Regions from separate parts of the Mus musculus genome. Here regions 1 and 3 are each linked to region 2. The links are chromatin loops, found by intact Hi-C in ENCODE. Cell type or tissue: gastrocnemius. All regions are shown on one strand.

Evidence for each region. Hi-C counts contacts between places; a loop is a spot of excess contacts. Peaks named below come from ENCODE experiments on the same cell type or tissue, not always from the same donor. Only the 100,000 strongest peaks of a DNase experiment are listed, where the experiment ranks them.
Region 1: a loop joins it to region 2, with 6 times the contacts of the local background. A loop is called at or near these places in 26 of 42 quality-filtered maps.
Region 3: a loop joins it to region 2, with 2.1 times the contacts of the local background. A loop is called at or near these places in 21 of 42 quality-filtered maps.

The regions. Positions count from the first base shown.
Region 1 is chr4:135,064,875-135,069,874 of GRCm38, forward strand. No RefSeq gene overlaps it. Among named protein-coding and RNA genes, the nearest start is that of Gm42327, 16 kb to the left of the region's middle. In gastrocnemius, CTCF peaks have their summits at 2,030 (motif pointing right) and 2,468 (motif pointing left); DNase peaks (open chromatin) are centred at 2,051 and 2,453; H3K4me3 peaks cover 394 bases; H3K27ac peaks cover 209 bases.
Region 2 is chr4:135,203,641-135,208,640 of GRCm38, forward strand. No RefSeq gene overlaps it. Among named protein-coding and RNA genes, the nearest start is that of Runx3, 54 kb to the left of the region's middle. In gastrocnemius, a CTCF peak has its summit at 2,882 (motif pointing left); DNase peaks (open chromatin) are centred at 680, 1,774, 2,592 and 2,885; H3K4me3 peaks cover 1,175 bases; H3K27ac peaks cover 328 bases.
Region 3 is chr4:135,015,119-135,020,118 of GRCm38, forward strand. No RefSeq gene overlaps it. Among named protein-coding and RNA genes, the nearest start is that of Gm42327, 34 kb to the right of the region's middle. In gastrocnemius, a CTCF peak has its summit at 3,126 (motif pointing right); a DNase peak (open chromatin) is centred at 3,115.

The DNA of each region.
Region 1 (5,000 bases), 140 kb before region 2:
TGGGGAGATGGTGGGGAGACCGGCACCCTTGTGCACTCTCTGTGTTTGGAACTCACACCCACTCTCTGGGCCTGCACTCTCATTAGTTCCCAATAACCACTCAGGAAACGAGACCCAGAGAGGTCCAAGAAGGAGGCATTTGTCAAATAAACTCATCAATGAACAAGCAAATGGCCAGACCTCCCAGCAGCTGCCAATGAATAGTTCCTGGAGCTCACAAGATCCCAGTCCTCACTACAACCTGTCTTCCCCCAGCTCACGATCTCTGCTCCCTTAAATTGACTGGTTCAGTTGCGATCCCTTTGGTCACAGATGTGCAGGGACACACCAAGGAAGCTAGGCAGGTCCTGGGCTCAGTACCTCTGTCTGCTAAATGGGAGTAGTTACTGTTAGTTCTCAACTTGACTGAAGTTATCACCTTGGAAAGAGTGTCAATGAGGGACTGTGTAGATCAGGCATGCCTGCCCACTGTGGGTGGCACTATTCCCTGGGCTGTGTAAGAGTGGAGAAGGGGCCGAGTGCTGGCATGCATGCATTAATTCATCTCTAGCTGCTCTTGATGGTGGATACAATGTGGGTGGCTGCTTTAAGTATCTGCTGACTTAACTTCTCCACAATGATGCTCTGTAACCTGGATTCCCGAGACAAACTGTTTCTCCTTTAAACTGCGTTTCTCAGAGTGTTTTAGCACAGCTACAGAAAGATGTGAAGGCACAGTGTTATCTCAGCCAAGACCACTAGCCATGGGGTTGGTTAGGGTGGTGGGAGGCTGAGCTGCCCAGCCTGGCTGAGATTGGCAGGGTGGAAGTGAACCTGCCTGTTTCCTCTGTCCAGCCCTCAGGATCAGGCCTGTGACTGTGACTTTGTCCCTGCCTGGCCCACATGTCTACCCTTCCCTCTAGCCACAGAGAGCCTCAACCTTGGCCATTCTGCTCTCTGGCGATGGATGAGTTCTTATTTGAACCCAGCCTGGTAACTGTCCCTTGCCACAGACCCTTGAACCAAACCCCATGCTGACTCTCAGCCTGATTCGAGATCCGTGGTCCAGCTCCAAACCTCAGCCCTGGCTGGATGCTGACCATGGCCACAGGTGAGCCCTGCTTCCTGGCCTGGGCAGTGGTCATCCTGCCTCTGATGTTTGGTGGCCACTCACCCCTGCCAATTGGCAAGCACATGAGCTCTCTGAGCAGACTTCCTCCACCCCGAGGGGGAGGCACAGGAGATGTCCCACTTACAGCCCCACTATGGCTGGGTGCATCAGACCATGCCTGAGGTGCTCTTGGCACCTATCCTGAATGGATCCACACTTTGGAGACTATGTCCTGCCCCTCACACCTCAGGTGTGTGTGTGTGTGTGTGTGTGTGTGTGTGTGTGTGTGTGTGTGTGTGTATGCCAGTGGTGATATGCTATAGAAACTTTGGAATCCAAGGCCACTCTCTAAATAGCCTGACCTGGGAGGCAGAAGCCTGGGGTTTCAGTTGAACTCTGCCACTGATTTACCCTGTGACCTCCAACATGACCTTTCTGAACCTTTGTTTCTTCCCTACAAGGCTCAAAAGATCCTCGAAAAGTTAGGAGTCTCCGAGAAGTGGGAACCACAGTGGTCTGTATCTATGTTATCTACGTGAGCCCCGGAGAGCAGCCCGAGGGCCTCTGTACTGCTATCTCATCTGCATGGAATGCTGTCTGCATCTCTCGCTCATTTCTTCTCCACTGGGCTAGCTGCTCAGGCACCTCTGGACACAGCTAATAACTCCACTCTTCTCTAAAATGTACTCTATTCTTCTTCCTTATCTAATCACCCCACCCCCAAAGTCTCACCAACTGGCACTCTGCAAATTTTGTAAGTTCTGCTCTTCATCAGAGGATGCTATTCCTAGAAGAAAATGGGTCTCGTCTCTGTGAAAGTAGAGCCCCTCCCCCTTCCAGGAGTCTTCCAGGAGTGAGACCATATTCGCCAGAGCTGCAGTGGTGACTTCAGGAAGAACTCAGCTAGCAAGGTCATGCAGAGACTATCAGAGCCTACGAAAACTGACCGTCATCGCCACTAGGGGGCGGCCGGGCTATGTGCAGGTGTGAGGTGTTGCCCAGGGCTAGTCACTTTTACCATAGGCTAGTCCTGTTCCTGGTCTTATCCTGCAGACGCGAGGAGGCCTGGTCTATCTCCTTGCCTTCCATTTGGGTAAGGGAAAAACGAATCAGAAGACTGAAACTGTTAACTTGTCTCTGCCACTTACTGGCTGTGTGATCGTGGACAAGGACGCTTCCATCTCTGGCCCTCAGTTATCTCAGCTGAGGATGAGAGAACACGTCTCATCAGAGTCTGTTTGAATTTGTTCTGGGTCACTAACTGCCTTCACGCCAGCCACAAAGTCTTAGCTCCACTTCCTCCCAATTCCTTCTGGCGCCCCGGGAAAGTTCTTGAACTGTTTTGCATGCTGCCCTCTCTTGGCTGGCTATGGAACTGCAGCAACAGCCTCCGGCCTGGCGGGCTCAGGGAAGGAAGGAGCAGGAGTGGGGGAGGGGCTTCAGTATTATCAATAAACTGGCTTCTTTTTGTTGAGCGTCTACTGTGTCTTAGGTTAAAAACTGCAGGGTCAATGATACTGCTGACAGTGAGGGTCTGGGCCTCCAATCTGGCAGTGTAGTGAAGTGGTCAGGATTGGGGATTCTGGTGTGAGGTTCCTGGGTTCAAATCACAGCCTCATTCTATATTAGATACCTGGCCTTGGACAAGCCTTTAAATTTCTGTGCTTTTGTCTCCCCAAGAGTAATTTGAAAAGCATAATGTGTCTTACTTCACGTCCGTCAGTTGCGAAGACCGTGTGTGTGGTCAACATGTCTCTTCTCTGTAATAGATTCTTCTGCCCCCTTTCTCCAAGAGCGCTTATGTTCATCTTGCAGCAGGCATTTGCAGGTCTGACTGCTGCAGCCATGGCAGAGCCCTGAGGCTGGCCCTCATCCCCACTGGGGTGAGTCTGTAGGCGAGGCTTCAGTTGGAGAAGGGAGTCCTTTTCCTGTAGTAGTGACAGAGGCAAAGTGGCTGGCCCAGGGTCTGGTGGGGATAGAGGAGGTGGTGTTAGTTGTGGTGGTGGTGAAGATGGTGGTGGTGGTGGCGGTGGTGATGATGGTGACAGTAGTGGCTGGTAATTGAGGCAAAGGTGACGGTGAGCTGTGGGGGAGGGGGAGGTGGTAAGGGCGGTGATGGTCACAGTGGTGTGAGATGGTGTCAACCGTGGTAAGTGATGTTGCCGGTGGTGGGGGTGTCAGTGACAACGTTGTTGTTAGGTGGTGGTGGTGGGGATAGTACAGGCAGACCCAGCCTGACTGTATGAATGGGGCTGACTCCTTCAGCTCCAGCCATTGCCAACCTAGACGTGGCGAGCTCTGAGCTTCCCAGAAAAAGGAGCCATACCGGAATGCCAACTGATCCTCCCTCTTCCTTGTCGCCAGGGCTCCTCCTATTCCTCCTCTACAGACGAGGCAGGAAGGCAGACTGCTCTTTTTTATTTTATTTTATTTCATTTCATTTCATTTCATTTTATTTTATTTTTAATTTTGCCTATAAGCATTTGACAAAATCTGAGTCGGAACTCCCCGATGTCCCTAAGGCTCATGGGCTGTGGGCCTGTTGCAGGCAGATTAGCCTTTCACTCCACTGTGGGCTTGGCCATCCAGGACTGCAGAGCCCGTCCCACCCCAAGTATGGCATCTCAGAGACTTGCTGGAACCAGACAAAGAGATTTGTCACTTCTCCATGGAGGCAGGAACAGGTAAGTGGGCTCCTTCTTCTGGTGGCCCGTCCAAGGGGTTGAGAATTCTCTCCCACACTGGGAGGCCCAGGGCCAGGTAGCAAACTCCAAGCCTACAAGATGTGAGTTCGGGTCCAGTTCCACTAAGAAGTGCTTCTTAGTGTACCACTGAGAACATTCCAGAGTGTCTCTGTGCATGTTGTTTTTGCTGGGTCCTGTGACCATCCTGGATGCTAAGACCTGTCCCCTGGCCATAGAGAAAGGCCCAGAGGGGCCGGGAAGGGGCTCGGTTGGAGGCTTATATATGCATGAGGACCTGAGTTTACCCCATATAAAGCTGGGTGTGGTTGTACACACTTGTAATCCCAGCTCTGGGGCCAGGTGTGTGCATATGGTGGGATCGCCAAGGAGAAAGAGCCTGCAGACCCTCGAGCTCACTGACCAGACAGCCTCAGCCTGGCCCATCTGTCAAGCCCAAGGGCAAGGAGATTCTGACTGAAAACAAAAACAAAAGCAAAATCAGAGGCTCCTGAGGCAGAACACCTGAGGCCGGCCTCTGGCCTTCACACAGGCACGTGCCCTCGTCTGCACATGCTCACACGTGTGTGTAAATACAGGCACAGATACACAAGAAGAAAAGGACAGTGGGGGCTGGAGAGATGGCTAAGTGATGAAGAGCCTTGACTGCTCTTCCAGAGGTCCTGAGTTCAAATCCCAACAACCACATGGCCGCTCACAACTGTCTTATAACTCCAAGATGTGACACCCTCATATAGACATGCATGCAAGCAAAACACCAAAGCACATAAAATATGAATAAATAAGTTATTAGGAAGGAAGGAAGGAAGGAAGGAAGGAAGGAAGGGAGGGAGGGAGGATACAATGACTGGTAGACTTGACCAAAGTCTCACATTAGGCCGAGGCTGAGAGTAAGCAAGTACCGATCAGCCCTGTACCTGCCAGGCCTAGAGCTGGGGCTACCTGCTTCCCTTCCTGGCTATATCCTTTTTATGAAAACCATGGGGACTTTCCAGCTGTGGGCTTTCAGGACACAGTGTCCCCCCTGAGGTAGCAGACAGGGCTTTGCACCCCAACTGAACAGACAAGGAACACGGCCAGCTGTGGAGGCCGCGTGACTTGTGCTTCTGCCCCAGGAAAGGGCAGACCCGGACTGAGAGCCCCAGTTCCTAGACGCCCCCCAGCCACAAAACGGGGGGCCCGGTTGGAGTGGAGTTTCTAAGAATAAA
Region 2 (5,000 bases):
GAGGGTGGGGGTGGGGCTGCTGCCAAGCCTCTTGCTTCCGGTGCTTTCCAAACATTCTCAGTGAGCAGAAAGACTTTCGTCATCGCCTAAGCAATAAAAATAAAATAAAACAAAACAAATAAAACAAAACAGCGGTACTCTTTCTTCTTCACCCTTTGTCTTTTTCTCTCTGCAAAGTTCCTTCATGGGTCAGTTGAGGTTGGTTGGGTAAATGTCTGTGAGGGTGTCCGTAGCGGCGCGTTCGTGAATCAGCCTCAAGCCTGGCTTGCACTGCCTGCCTGTCTCTATTTACATTGCTCTCCCTTGCTATTCCCGATGCTTGTGGAAGACAGAAAAACCCAATGTCTCTGTTTAGTCACATCTAGCCACGACACTGATACTGGGAAAGCATCAGGCTGCCCCATACAGATGTGTTTTAACCTGAAATGGACACTGGGTGTCAAGGATTGCCTGTGGCCTGGCGCCTGGCGAGTGGCATTGTGCTACCCCAGAGCTGGAGAGACCCGTAAAATCTGGCAGGAGAGGATAAAGATACAGGTGTGGCCCCATAGCTACGGCCCCCATCCACCCACCCCACCCCCATCCTGCCCCCATTGAGCCTCGAGGGTTTGTACCAGATCAGCACTAACCCCCTGCAGTCCCTCTCTGGCAAGGAACTCCGGCCTTGGCCATCCTTGTCACACAGACGCTGGAGACAATCCAGCTTCCTGCTGTCATGATTGATTTCTACTTGACATCAGATAAGGAAAAGCAGGTGTAGAATGTCAAGTTCAAATGTGACGGCAGAGCCCTGCTGGATTTTCCCTTCAAAAACCAACTGCCAGTGGCAGTGGCAAAACTGATCCCGGGCTGGGAACTTGGGATGGTCTGTGTTTACAGTTATTCACATTTCCCGATCAAAACTGCAAAACAGGTGACCTCGAGGTTCCTGCAGGGACCCCTGAGTCCCAGAAGGATCTGTAGGAATAGGGAGCAGGTTTGGTTTGGTTTGGTTTGTTTGTTTGTTTGTTTGTTTTTTAACTTTTAAAGAGGAGGCAAAACATTTTTCTGTTAGCATACAGATGTGGTGTGAGGTCATGGGGTGTGTGTGTTCTCATCTGTACGAGTGGGCATATGTAGGCTGTAGGCGTGTCTGTGACGTCCCAAGGTTGATAGATCTGCCTCCATTGTCCTCCATCTTGTTCATAAAAGTAGGCTCTGTCAATTAAACCCTGGGCTTAACGATGGAGGGCTAGTGTCATCTAGCCAGCTTACCCAGAGACCTCAGTCTTCACCTCCCCAGGGTTGCCATGTCTACCCAGATCCATTTGTTAGCACTTTATCCACTGTGTCATCTCCCCAGCCTGGGGCAAAATTGTTTGGATGCTTTGAAGGAGTTTCTGCCCAACAGAGGCTGACCTCCCAATTCGGGCTTTTTTTTTTTTTTTTTTTTTTTTTTTTTGGTTTTTGGTTTTTGGTTTTTGTTTTTTGGTTTCTTTGAGACAGGGTTTCTCTGTATAGCCCTGGCTGTCCTGGAACTCACTCTGTAGACCAGGCTGTCCTGGAACTCAGAAATCCGCCTGCCTCTGCCTCCCAAGTGCTGGGATTAAAGGCATGAGCCACCACTGCCCAGCATTGACCTCCCAATTCTCCCCCCAACCTCCAAGTGCTGGGATTCAGGTGTCCCAAGCCTCCTCTAATCCTCCTGCTTTCCCCAGACCTAAAATCCCTGTCGGACTGAACAGGACCAGCCTCTTCCACACCCCACTGAGCCAGAGCACGCAGCGCAGCAGGTGTCCCTGGGACCGCTGGACTCTCCTAGCATCCCCGGAGAGACTGCTGAATATCCCCTTGGTAAGATCTGGGCTGCCCCACTGCTGGGCCAAAAGTCAATCTGGCCAGCCCCTGCTAACATGGGAGATGACAGCATCTAACTAGGCACTAAAGGAGGAATGGAGGAGGGAACAGAGGGAGAAAAAAAAAAGAGGGAGAAAAAGAGGGAGAGGGAGGGAGGAAAGAAGGAAGGGAGGAAGCAGGTTACTTTTCTGTTAAAGCTAGTTGAATGAAAATAGTTTGCTCTAGCCTGGCATGGTGACACATGCCTTTAATTCCAGCACTCAGGAGACAGAGGCAGGAGGATCTCTGTGAGTTTGGGGCCGGTCTTATTTACAAATAGTTTGCTCTTGTTTAGGGAGGGAGTCAGAGAGTAAGGGGACTCTTGCTTAGGACTGTTGTCCTAGGTGCTTCAAGATACTCCACCCCTCCCCCACTCCTCCTTCCTCCTCTCCAATGGCCCTTCTGAGTGCAGACCTAGTGACACGTTCTATTAGACCCTAAGATACTTTTTATGAAGATAATGTCACCGATCTTTAGAGATATTTCGTGCACTGTCACCTCTTTCTTTTAGGTGGCACCTACCTACCGCTCAGTATGGCTCAGGCCACAGCCATGCATGCACCGTGCTGGGAGCCACCGGGGTCCAGGGACCCCTAGAAAGATGGCAGCAGCGCCTTCTCTCCACCTCGACCTAGCTGCCACGCAAACCTGGCAGTGTGCCGGGCACAGGCGAGAAGAGGGTGCAGAGGCGCAAAGGGCCCACGCGTGAACCGATCTTGCAGCAGGTGTCGCTCCTCCCCCTGCCCCGCCTGGCCCCCGGGGTGCGAAGTGTCAGGGTGCGAAGTGTCGCTCGCTCGCTAGATGGCTGCGTCCGTTCGCCACAGGAAGGAGGGAAGGAGGCCGGAGGTGCCTTCACGACACGCCGCGGCCCTGACAGATCTGATAAAGAGGAAGGAAGCCGGCGACGCTGCGGATCTGAACTGACAACTCCCCAAACTGCCGGCGTCCTGCAGCTGGCCCCGCGCGGTTTGCAGAAGTGGCGCCTGAGAGAGGGTCGCCTGCGCCCTCTGCCGGCTGTTTGGAGAAAGCCTTCGCCCGTCTGGTGACAGCCAAGGCTTTCAGAGCAGGGTCCACCTGGCCTCTTGCCACGAAGTATTAAAGCAGGTGTGCACAACTTGTCTGGGCTTCTTAACTTGTGTTTGTTGCCAGAGACGTGCCCCCAGAGAACAAACCCAGTGTCGGGTGCGCCCTAGACGGGCCTCAGTTTTCCTGACAATCTAATTAGTTTGGTTGCCAACCTTAATGAGAAAAGGAGTCAGGCTTCTAAAGATTACAGACTTCATGCCGCTACAGTCCATCTTCGGAACTGTGGTTTCCTAGCTGTGTACCAAACAAATGTCTTACACCCCTGGGGTTGAGTTTCCTTATCCAGAAATGGGAACTTTCTATATAAGGACCATAAAAGAGCTCTAATATGGTATGGCATTCAGAATAGTTGCTAATGTACTATTCACACGTTTGTTAAATGAAGGTGTTGAAATGGCAGTGTGTGGCCAGGAAGCTTGGCAGTGGTGCCTGAGAGGGGATTGTCCTAGGGACTGAATTACAGACCAGAGTACCTGCTCTGCTTTGCTAGACTCTGCTCCATGGGCCCTTCAACCTTCCCTGAAGCTGTCGAATGTAGTATTTCTCATAAATCAGTTAGGTCTATTTGGTTGCTATTTAACTCTGTCCTCTCTTTCTCTCCCCACCTCTTTTCTTTGGAACAACAACAACAAAAAAAATTTTTTTTTTGAGACCGGGTATTATATCCCAGGCTGGCTTTGAACTCACTATCTAGCCAAAGATGACCCTGAGCTTCGTACCGTCCTGTGTTTACCTCCTTAGAGCTGAGGTTACAGATCCACACAGTAGCAGGATTGAACCCAGGGCTTCAGGCTTGCCAGGCAACCAGTGCACCACGGGATCCCCATCACAAGCCCCATTTCTGCCTTACAAAAGAATTAGAGCCCTATTCTGCCCGTTTGCCCTCCAAGTGGAAGGTATCTTCCCGGATTATGGAAATTTATAGGGCAGACTTCCCTCATTAAAGATGCCCTGTCCCCCAGTTGCAAGGCCACCCTGGTTTCCCTGTGGTCCCCTCACTGGCTCTGCTCCGTCCGCTTCTCGGGCCGACTTCAGACTGCTTTAAAGGGTGGGCAGTTTCACCATGATATGTTTAGGTGTGTTGAATTTGTTTTTATTCTGCATGGACTTTAGAGAAGTTTCATAGATTTGAGGTTGATTCCTTTATTCAGTTTTTAGAGAGATCTCGGGCACTATTCATCAAGTGCAGCTCCTGCCCTGTTGCCCGGGACTTCATTACACAGGTGCAGGCTGGAGCCCATGAGACTTTCATGCCGGTCTGGCTTTCCTGGTTTTCAGTTGGTTTGGACCTTTGCTGTTGTCTGCTTTAGATAGTTCTCGTTCTCTCTCTCTCTCTCCTCCCCACCCCCGTATTTGTGTGTGTTCTCCTAAGTACGTGCACATGCAGAGGTCAGATTGTCTCCACAGATCAGCATACAGTTCAATGTATTTGCTAGACTGACTGGCCAACAAACTCCCTGGTCCTATATCCCCAGTACTCCAGTAAGGACACTTGGAATAAGGGGTACCCTACAGAATGACCATTGGAGTCTAGCTTGTACTGCGGAGCAGTTCTTTGGTTCATCCATACTGTGCCATCTATCACTACCTCGTGCCTTTTCCGGGCTCATTATACAGACCTCCATGCCAGCTTATCCCCTAGTCTGAAGGCCGTGGGAGCTGTCTCTAGTATTTGAGTGCTGCAGACAGCAGAGCTGTAAAGATGATGTGAATACAGTAGTCCCTGTACCCTCCTGCTCTCCAATAGTCCCCCCTCCTGCTTCATATCTAAATTCTTTCCTTCTCCCATCTACCCTCCCAGCTCTTTCTAGAGCCCTCCCTTGCTCATCACTGCCCCCTTCCACTGACTTTAATCAACCTGACCAAAGTAGACTATATATGTATGTGTGTATGTATATACATGCCATTTATATAGGCCATATATACAATATATATATTATACGTATGTCATTTATATAGGCCATATATACAATATATAATGTATATTATATAAAAATATATGCCATTTATATAGGCCACACATATATGTGTGTGTATGT
Region 3 (5,000 bases), 190 kb before region 2:
CTGGGATGGTGTGGGAGGCTGCACATGGTGGAGATCTGGAGGGCTTCTGGGCTGAGGTAGACCGACGACAGTTTGCGAAGTTCCCTTTGGATACCTGTCACAAGGAAGACAGGTGCAGGGGGCAGAACAGGGAGGAACTGTCACCCTGTCATGGGGCTTATTCTTCAGGTGCTCTGGCCATCCCTTGTCCAGAATGGGGTCCCCACCCTGAGGGCTTCTGCCCACCACCTTCTCCCTTCTTCCAGCCCCTCTAGAGCAGGGGCCTCCCAAACCCTGGATCTTAGGGTAAGTTACCTACTTACCTTAGGAAGCTGCCATTTGCAAAGTCTAAGCTGGAGCTAGCACCTACCTCTTGGGCTAAGTTGGAACAGGGATAGCCAGAGGAACCAAAGGGCAGAGACCACCTCCTCCAGCCCAGCAAAGAAACCTAGAATTGCTATCACGCAGAGGGGTGTGGCCAGGCTCTGAGGTGATGTCAGGAGGTGACCCTATCAGAGGTAGAAGGAGATGGAACAAGGGCTAGGACGTCAGTTTCTGCTGCACCAGGATCCGGAATGGCCAGAAGGCAGAGTCACAGTTGGAGGTGCATGTGTTGAGGGCTTCTTGGGACATTTATAAAATGTCAGCTAGAACTCCCTGCACCCCTTCCACTTTCTGCCTAGTTATTCTGAGATAATGTATTTAGGGGATCTTTATCTGAACCTAGGTTAATCTCCCCTTAGTCACTGCCACCCTAGTAAGAATTAGGGACTAAAGTATTTCCTGATTGTGATGGTTTGTATACGTTTAGCCCAGGGAGTGGCACTATTTAGAGGTGTGGCCCTGTTGGAGTAGGTGTGTCACTGTGAGTTTGGGCTTTAAGACCCTCACCCTAGCTGCCTGGAAGCCAGGATTCTGCTAGCTGCCTTCAGATGGAGATGTAGAACCCTCAGCAAGTCCTGCACCATGCCTGTCTGGATGCTGCCATGTTCTCACCTTGATGATAATGGACTGAACCTCTGAACCTGTAAACCAGCCCCAATTAAATGTTGTCCTTATAAGAGTTGCCTTGGTCATGGTGTCTGTTCACAGCAGTAAAACCCTAACTAAGACACTGATGGGTGAAGTGTCACTGTGGGGCCATCTAGAACATGGTGCCTTACATGTTTCTGTCATTGAAGGGGTCAGAGGGCCAGCCTGCTTTCTGTCTACATCCACTTCTGCCTGGATGGAGAGCAGCTAGCCATTGCTCCAGTTCCTGAACGTATGGGCCAAGTAACGCTTGGGTCCTTGGTGGCCCTTCCTGGCCATGGTCCTGATCCAATTCCTACCTAGCAGCCTTCGAGCCTTTGCTTAGCAGCTGTGGGTAGCTCCTATCTCATCTCTACCTGAACTGCACATTCCTCCCCAAACCTCTTTGCGCATGGAAACCATGAGTCCCCTGTGACCCTGGGCAGGGCCTATGACCTCTACCCCTGAGGCTGGCAGCACCCAAGTTTTCCATATGCCTAGTGTTGCCAGGTCATCTGGACACAGGCATGGCTGGCTCCAGCGCTGGCACCAGCTGGGATGAGGGCCCCACAGTCAAGCTGCTGGCTCCCTTTCCCACCCCGGGATCAAACAGGCACACCTGGGCAGCGGCTGGGCGGCCTATCTCCCAGTCTCTGGGCCTCCTACTCGGAGCTGCAGGCCATCTGCACTTATCCCAGAGGCTGGCTTGGTCTGTGGGGTTGCTCACCAGGACTCTCTCCCTTCCCGAGGGGACTTGGCTCCTTCCCCTCCTCATCGAGCTCAGGATTCGGCTGCACTCTGCAAAAGGGGTCTCCCTGCCAGAAACTTCCAGGCTCAGAGGCTGCCACTCATGATGCTGATCTCGATTGTCAACTTCATGAGAATTTAAAATCACCATGGAAACCAATCTCTGGTTATGCCTGAGAGAAGTCCTCTAGATTAGGTCAATTCAGGTGGGAAGATGCACTCTACATGTGGGTAGGACCGTCCCATGAATTGGGGTCCAGGACGTCACACTAAGGAGGAAGTGGGCCGAGCACTAGCTTTGTCACTTTTGGCTTCCTACCTGTCCTGTGACTCTTGTTCCCACATCCACACCTTCCTCACTAGGATAAACTGTGCCTCTTAGAACTCTAAGCCCAAATAAACTGGATCTTTTCTTAAGTCACTTTTGTCTAAGCCCTGAGTAGAGTAACTAACACATTTGCCAAGGTTACCCAACAGTGGGGGTATCCCCAAACCTAGATTTATTTCTAGAGGGAGAGGAGGTGTTTCTCTGTGTAGTCCTGACTGTCCTGCAACTGGCTATGTAGACCAGGCTGGTCTCGAACTCAGAAATCTGCCTTCCTCTCCTGCTCAAGTGCTGGGATTAAAGGTGTTTGCCTCCACACCCAGCTCAAGTCTCGATTCCCGAACCCATTGGTTCCCAGTCCATGACTCCTTTGTTATTCCCGTTTTGAGGTCTTAATTTATCCAGTCAACAAGTAATTATCGGGTGCCTGCCCTATGTTCAGGGCCACACAGACAGAGAGTGAGGAGTGTGGTGTGACCTGCAGGTGGTGGAAGATGGGCTCCTAGCAGAAGTGACATTTGAGGGACCCCACCACACCTTTCCCCACCCCCACACCAGCATGTGAAGAGATGAGCTCAGAGAAGTGGGGGAAGGGATGCCCCTGGCATGGGACTGAGGACTGCCCCAGAGAGATCTCTCCACAGTTCCAGGCCAACCTGGAAATAGATGAAGGCCCTGGGGGATCCCAGGGGCTCCAGAGCCCAAGGTGGCTGCTTTTCTGCCTTTTTTTGAGAGGAGGAACAGGGTAAGGCGCTAAAGAAAGCATAAATTTGGGACTATAGAGTTCCGAGTCCTGGTTTTGTCCTGGACTTGTGTGACCAAGAACCAGGCTCCTCTCCTCAGGTGGTCTGAGTTTACCAACTGAGGATGGACCACAGAACTCTGTGTGAATGACATGTGGTGAGGAAGGGAAGACACAGAGCAGGGTCACACAGAACCACCCCCTCCTCCCCGCCCTCCCCAGTTAGTAGGAGACAGTGTGGCCCAGTGCGGGGATCATGCCAGTGTGTGCTTCCTCTAGGAGGGGAAATGGAAAACTTGCAGTAAAGACTGTTGGACAGTAGGGGGCGCCAGCCGAATGACCAGCGGTCGGTTCCAGGAAGGTGGAAGTAGTTGGTCTGGAGTTGGCTTATGATGGTTGGTGGCTGCAGGAAGTCTGACTTCCGAACAGGCTTTAATGCGGACTCTTACCCAAAACTCATCTCAGTTCACTGTGTTGACCACTGTTCTTCAGCTTGGAGAACTGAGGATTGACGGTTTTTTACATTTTAATCAGCTAGTTTGTTACAAAAGTAAACTGCTTTTGCCTTGAATGTTTGTTTTGCTTGGTACACAGTGTTAAGACAAATTCTGAGGTATGGATTTGACTCCACAGCAAAGGATCCTAAGATTCATTAGTAATGTCTGTCAGGGTGAAGCCATGGAGGGCACAGCAGGCGTGTCCGGTATCTGCCACCTCTCTTTAAAGCAGTTTCATTACTGGACAGAATTGTCTATCGATGCAGAGATGCTGGGTTGATTTGGGTACGGTCTCCCTGCAAGACCATGTCAGAACAAGGAGCCTACTTGTTGATTCGTCATGGCTGTGAGCATGAAGAAGTTGCCTCTCTAGACCCTGCAAACCTGTGTTCACATTTACAGCCAGCATAGCTCACAATGAAAGAAGGACATTCAGTATAGAACCACCCAGGGTTGTTCTGTGATACTGGACAGGCTGGTGGGTATTGAGGGCAGGCTGGATCACCCCAGAACCTGGCATAGGGGCAGAGCAGCAGGCTTGGGCAGAGCTCAGGCGTGACCAAGGCTTCTGAGCTGAAGAACACTGGTGGCGTCCATGGTGTTGCACACTTGACAAGGTCCTGTTGGCTGCAGGTCTGCTCGTGGAAGAGAGTACGCTACCTGTGAGGGCACCTGGAAGGATCTGAACCAGAAGTCCCAGGTCAGGCCTTTTTGTGGGGAGCTGGGGGACAAGTGTGGCAACAGCAAAGAGCCAAGCCTCCATGAGGCCAGAGTTAGGGAGCAGGGTCAGCTAGCTCTTGTGGGCAGAGTCCCCAACAAAGGGCTCACATGTTCTGCTCTGACTAAAAATAACTGGTGCTTATTGCAGATGATCTAGGAGATGCAATGAAAGATAAAAGCTAAAGCTGCAAACAGCCCACAGACACCTCATTATACAGACAGTGTCTCTCAGCATGAGTCACATCTCAAGTCAGACACAAAGTGACATTGTGCTACAGTGTTGGCCATGAAACTCGGGGCTTTACCCATGCTAGGCAGGCCCCTATTTCCACACACGGTCTCATTGATTTGCCCAGACTGGCCTTGGATTTGCTCTGCAGCCCTTGACTTTCCAATCCCCCTGCCTCAGCTTCCTAAGTAGCTGGAACAACAGTCCTGAATCCCTGGTTAGCCTTATAGTTTTGAATTTTCCTTCCTCCAGTGGCGTTCAAGAAATGGCAGGTGACCGCTTCATGACAGGTGCTTGCTAGCATTTGTTAAAATGCAGATCTTGCCTCTACCTCCACTGACTGAGCCTCAGGACCACCCCCCCCCCCCGCCCCCACCTGAGCTGGGCCAGAGATCAGAGGGGTTTGGACAGGGAGGAGACAAAAGAATGCTCTCTGAGTTTGTCACCAACTTGGGGTTGCTGACAAAAGGGGCCACAGTTCTCTTTGTCTCCCACTTGGTAGAGGAGCTCTGGACCAGTAGGCAACGAGTAGCGCCTCTTCCTCCCTCTCCTCCTCCTCCCTCTCTTCCTTCCCTCTTCCTTCTCCTCTTCCTCTGCCTCTTCCTCTTTGTCCTCCCCCTCCTTCTATTCCTCCTCCTCCTCTTCTTCCTTCCTTCCTGGTGAGGCGTCTCTGGTGAGTTCCTGGAAAGGGCACACTCAGGCTGCATGACAGCTGTCCTCAGGCCTCTTGGGGACCTGAGAGGATGGAGG